Linked DNA regions of Homo sapiens: region 1 is linked to region 2. Evidence: chromatin loops called from intact Hi-C (ENCODE). Cell type or tissue: gastrocnemius medialis. All regions are shown on one strand. Each heading gives the region's core, and the rest is flanking DNA. Links, peaks and the distances in the headings are about the cores only.

The links. Peaks named below come from ENCODE experiments on the same cell type or tissue, not always from the same donor. Only the 100,000 strongest peaks of a DNase experiment are listed, where the experiment ranks them.
Region 1: it touches region 2 in a loop (2.2-fold over the local background); 3 of 110 quality-filtered maps call a loop at or near these places.

What each region holds. Positions count from the first base shown.
Region 1 is chr4:123,389,827-123,392,756 of GRCh38, reverse strand. No RefSeq gene overlaps it. Among named protein-coding and RNA genes, the nearest start is that of SPRY1, 5.5 kb to the left of the region's middle. In gastrocnemius medialis, for the core only: a CTCF peak has its summit at 1,715 (motif pointing left); no DNase peak of the experiment used is centred there.
Region 2 is chr4:124,028,905-124,031,834 of GRCh38, reverse strand. No RefSeq gene overlaps it. Among named protein-coding and RNA genes, the nearest start is that of LINC01091, 380 kb to the right of the region's middle. In gastrocnemius medialis, for the core only: no CTCF peak of the experiment used is centred there; a DNase peak (open chromatin) is centred at 1,374; H3K27ac peaks cover 2,030 bases.

The DNA of each region.
Region 1 (2,930 bases), core at 155-2,654, 640 kb after region 2:
TGGCGAAACCCTGCCTCTACTAAAAATACAAAAATGAGCCGGGCATGGTGGTAAGTGCCTGTAATCCCAGCTACTCTGGAGCCTGAGGCAGGAGAATTGTTTGAACCCGTGAGGCAGAGGTTGCAGTGAGGAGAGATCGCACCACTGCACTCCAGTCTAGGCGACAGAGCAAGACTCCATCTCAAAAAAAAAAAAAAAAAAAAAAAAAAAAGAAAAAGAAAAAAAAAAGAAAAAGAAAAGAAAACATAAAAAACTTCCCAAAAGAGTTTTTTTAAAAATATGTTTGCCAGGTGCGGTGGCTCACGTCTGTAATCCCAGCACTTTGGGAGGCTGAGGCGGGCGGATCACGAGGTCAGGAAATCGAGACCATCCTGGCTAACACGGTGAAACCCCGGTCTCTACTAAAAAAATACAAAAAAATTAGCCGGGCGTGGTGGCGGGCGCTTGTAGTCCCAGCTACTCGGGAGGCTGAGGCAGGAGAATGGCGTGAACCCAGGAGCCGGAGCTTGCGGTGAGCCGAGATCGCCCCACTGCACTCCAGCCTGGGCGCAGAGCGAGACTCTGCCTCAAAAAAATAAAAAATTTAAAAAAGTTTATACTTAGAGTTTCCCTTGATTTGTAATTTTCTTGTCACATTTCTAATAACTCCATTTATATAAACATTTCAAGTGGTCTATAATAATTGATAGGATACATGTATTGAAGACCTGAGTTCTGACGATATTATCCTTGTATATCATGGTCTATAACTTTAGCTTATGTGTCATATTTAATCATAATGCCCCTATGTCCAGTATTATAACTAGGAAAATAGCATGGTATTATGAAAAGAGTACCAGATATAGGATCAGATGATATGAAGTCCCAACTTTGCCACTTTCTAGCTAGGTAACCTTCACTTAATTTCTCTGAACCTGCTTTCTCATCAATAACCTGAAGTTAATAAAAATACTTGCTCTTCCCAAATCCTAGTGCTACTGAATGACTCATTATATATGCAAGGACTTTATAAGCTTTAAAGTTCTGTACAAATTATTAGTTATCATTGCCTCAATCACATTGTATGATGAGGAAATGTTTAAGGCCCCCTTTTTCTAGGTTCTTCACCCCAAATAATGATTTTATTTGCCTTATAACTGTTTTGAGGCAATTCTATTTTACTTTTGTTTTTCTGAGCCTGAGAACTCTGATTTTAATAATAGTATTGCTGTATGTGTGCATGAGGGGGATTTTGGACCAGCTATCTGCTAATAATTTGAGATTACACACCTGCTGAGCCCTGCTCACCTTATCATTTATCTGGAATTTTCAATCATTAATATTGTACTTCTAGTTAAGATAGAGATCATTATAAATAGTAAAAATCCCTTCTATAAAATTTGTAAACTCTTTGTGATCATTGAGTAAAAAAAGCAAATGCATATTTTAAAAAGTGATTGAATAACATTTATAAAAGTTGAAAATAAATAGAAAAGTAAAAAAACAGAATCCTACATATTTTCAAAAGGTATATTTACTGCTGCCTTTTTTATAATCTCTTAGAATGTTAGTTTTGATGCTCCATAAATACGGTAAGTTTAATAGCAATAGTTTCCATTACTTACCAATGTATTATATGAATCAGTGTTCTTGTATTAACTTAAAAAATTGATAGCACAGATATATTTCATATAGCCAGTGCATTTAACCTCACACACAAAAAAACCTGTGAAGCGCCACCTATTGTTAAAAATAAGTCATTTCAAATTTCAAACAAAAAATGTACTTGAGTCTAGGAACTGGGTTTTCACAGTGATCACCGCTTTACATTAGTTTCTTTTTTCTTTTGCAATACTGCCATATGGTTTAGAATAAGCTTTTAATAAAACTGCAAAAAAATTCATAATATATATTGGCTACTTTTTGAGGAATCTAAAGACATGAAAAGGCTTTATCTGTCTATAGGAAGTTACAGTATTGATGGAGAAGATAAAGTAGTGGGGACATTGAGTTTTAGCTAATATATAAGAATTAATATATCGATAAAGGTGTTTGCCCTCTTGAAGTAGTTACTTAGAAAAGGTACTTATTCCAATAATACTACAACTGTACAAATCTCTCTTTATATTCATATTGTATAATTGTATGTATATTGTGTAATTGTAAATATATATTTACAATACGAGTCCTTGTAAATATTCCTTGTATTGTTAATATCATCTGGGCTTACATCACATTCTCTCGAAATATCTCAATATTGTATATCAATATTGTATATGGGATATTGTATATATGGTAAATAATCTCAATATTGGAAAATGTCTCCCTTTTCAAAATGGATTTGGATTTTTCTAACACATAAATCAATAGAAGCCATGTGTATGGAGTAAGATGAGTGCTCAGGCTGAGTTAAAGTCTGGGAAGAAAAACAAAGCATCAATTTACATTTTTACATATATTAAATAAGACAACCAGCCTCCTAGAGGAAGACACAAAAGAAAGAGGACAGTGAGTAACAGGGGAAATTGTAAGCAGCTGAGAATAACAGGAATGTCTTCTACTTTGGCTTGTTTCCTTCACTGGCTATGTTACTTTCACAAATCTCTTTCCCTCCCGAATCCCAAATGGTCACCTGTGAAGTGGCTACACTACACAGAATTAGGTTTGGAGATCAAACCTAATTCAGTTTTTTAATTCATACTCTCAATAATTTATGCATTTGTTTAATAAATATTTACTAAGCACCTACATCATGCCAAGGAAGATGAATGCATTATGAACAAGACAGAAAAAGCCCCTGTCCTCATTCCTTATGAGAGTTCACATGTAGGAGGAAGAGACAGGCAATAAACAAACTAATATTTTGTGACAGTAATGGTAAGTACTGCCATGAGAAAATGAAGCTTGGCTGGAGTGATAGGGGTTGAGAGGTGATGACTGCTTTAGCGAGG
Region 2 (2,930 bases), core at 106-2,605:
CTGTGCCATTTCTCATTTCAATCCAAATGTTTGGCACCATAAAAACACAGACATAATCTTAGAATAGGTGACATAACTATCCCCCAAAAAACCCTTTCCAATCTCTGTTAATGAAGAGTAAATGAAAAAAGATGCTTAGGAAATTTTTACTGTTTCTCTGTGTCTGACTTTCTCTGACAAATATTTATAATGTGCTCAGTTTTAAGACAATAACCAAAATATTGCTAATTTTGACTCAACACTATAGATATGTTTCTATGATGTAGAAATTGTTTCATTTCCTTCTTGTTTAAACTTTTTATATAAACCTATTTTTAACGAATTTTTCTCTAGTTGATACTGTTTTTTTAAAAAAATCTCCTATGTGCCTCAAAATATGTTAAGCATTGTGATGACATTAAAATCTAGTTGTGGGTCAAATAAGCTACATCCTAAATAAAAATCACCTGAAAATAGTATAAAATACACATAATCTAGTCAGAATACACAGGAACTTGAAAAGGGAAAGATCTTGCTAGAAGTTAAAAAGAACACTTTTTATTGAATAATCCTAATAAGTCTCATTATTATGTTCCCCACACAGCATGTGACACTTGGTAAGTGTTCAAAAAATATTTATTGAATGAGTAAAGCAGTTTGGGGATGGGATAATATGATCTACATAATATATCATATATACTGGAACTTGAATATAAGGATTATATGATAAGGCATTTTATCACCCACAGATATATGGGGATTGCTTTCTGCTGATAAAGACAATAGATTCCAGACCAATATCAGAGACATTTTCTAGGACCATTCTGATGACAAATCCTGGCCAATCAGAAGGACTAATGAGCATGAGCACAGGATTTCAGAAGTTCAAACAATGTCTCAGATTAATGTCCTGTCTTAGGATCCCTGAAGAATTTTAAGGGTGACACAGATGGACTGATTCAAGAGCAGAAAAAAAGCAGCATGTCTGTCATTCAGTATATAAAGTTCCGTGACATTACAACAATATATATTTCTCAACTTTTTTTTTCTTTTTAACACATTCTTCTCTCTTTTTCTTTCCTATCCTGTTGTCATATTTTTCCCCACCACCCCCCATTTCACTTACACAGGTAAAACCAGTATTCAAAATTCTAGAATTTGAAAACAACTTCTCTGACAGTAAAGTGAATGCTACTTAGAAAAGTATAATCAAGGCTTTTTTGTTCTGGCCTAACTGAAGATAAGAAAAACATTCCATGCAGTAAAACTAGTTTTGTCGGCTCAAAGTTTGGGGAATGACATTTATCCAAAGGCCAAATGTCCCATCTTCAGAGCAGAGGCATCATACAGCTATGGCCTCATCACAGAACGCAGACCATCTGGAAAAGTGGCCACTCACCACACCCTTTAGGCCTTCCCTGACAGAGAGAGAGCACGTGTAATGCTGGATTGCTGTTTCACAGCTGCTGGCTCCAGATATTCCCCAATGGAATTCTTTAATTAGTTAGCTCTCTCTAGCCTATTCCCCATGGAGGATGAAACAAACAAACAAAAAAGATGCAAAAGGCTAGCACCTGCAGCCTTCCTGTGCTAAGACTGAATAGAACATAGGCACTGAGAGAGTCCTCTAAGCAAATGAGGGTGAAATAATGCAGCCAGGAAGCTTAACAGAGTCTGCCAATAGGAAGAGTTTCCAGTGGCTTAAGTGTTTGGACAGTTAAATTATGACTGAGGAAATATTAGAATAAAATGTGTATTTAATTCCCACTGCAGGGTTGACCTGACACACCAAAAACTGTCTTGTGTTGAGGAGAGCAGAGTAGAAGTAATTCTATCAGGTCAGTTTGGGTAATTTTCATTTTCTCTTTGAACAATTATCTTCAGAGAAGTGACTTGCTCTACCATAATTAAACTGAACTTAAATTCCCTATAATCCCAGCACTTTGAGAGGCCAAGGTAGGCAGATCACCTGAGGTCAGGAGTTCAAGACCAGCCTGGCCAACATGGCAAAACCCCGTCTCTACTAAATACACAAAATCAGCCAGGTGTGGTGGCACACACCTGTAATCCCAGCTACTTGGGAGGCTGAGGCAGGAGAATCGCTTGAACCAGGAAGGCAGAGGTTGCGGTGAGCCGAGATCACACCACTGCACTCTGCCCTGGGTGACAGAGGAAGACTCCGTCTCAAAAAAAAAAAAAATTGTGATTGAACATTAGATTTATCTTTATTTTCAACAAATTATCCACTTGAGGCCAGGAGTTTGAGACCAGCCTGGGCAACATAGCGAGACCCATCCTTGCAAAAAATTTAAAAATTATCCAAACATCCTGATGTTCACTGTGGTTCCAGCTACTCAGGAGGCTGAGGTGGGAGGATCACTTGAGCCTGAGAGGTTGGGGCTGCAGTGAGCTGAGGTCATGCTACTGCACTCCAGCCTGGGTGACACAGTGAGACCCTGTTTAAAAAAATACACACACACACACAAACACATATACATATATATACCTAATCTCCATTAGTAGTAGTAGTAGTAGTAGTAGTAGAAAATTTTTAAAATTTCTGTTATAGGATGTCAGAAAATATTCATTATGACATTAATTTCATTATTTAACAATATAGGTTTATAGCCAACTATGTTTAATAAATAGCACAATTTTTTAAATGAGAAATATTTAAAGAGTATAAAAATAATTTCATAGAATATTAAAATATACATATACACAAAGATTCTAAGATTGTAATTTTTGAGAAGCCCCCAAATGTTTGGAGCCTTTTAAATTTTTGTAGTATGTTCTATTTTTGTCTCACATGTACTTCTTGTTCAAATTATACAAAAATTTGTTCTTTGTTTTTACAAATACTGGTTGGTGAATCATATGGTGATATACTGGGATTTGAATATTACCTTATTTTTTTCTGTTCTTCTGATAAGTACTCTAACAAGGAGCAA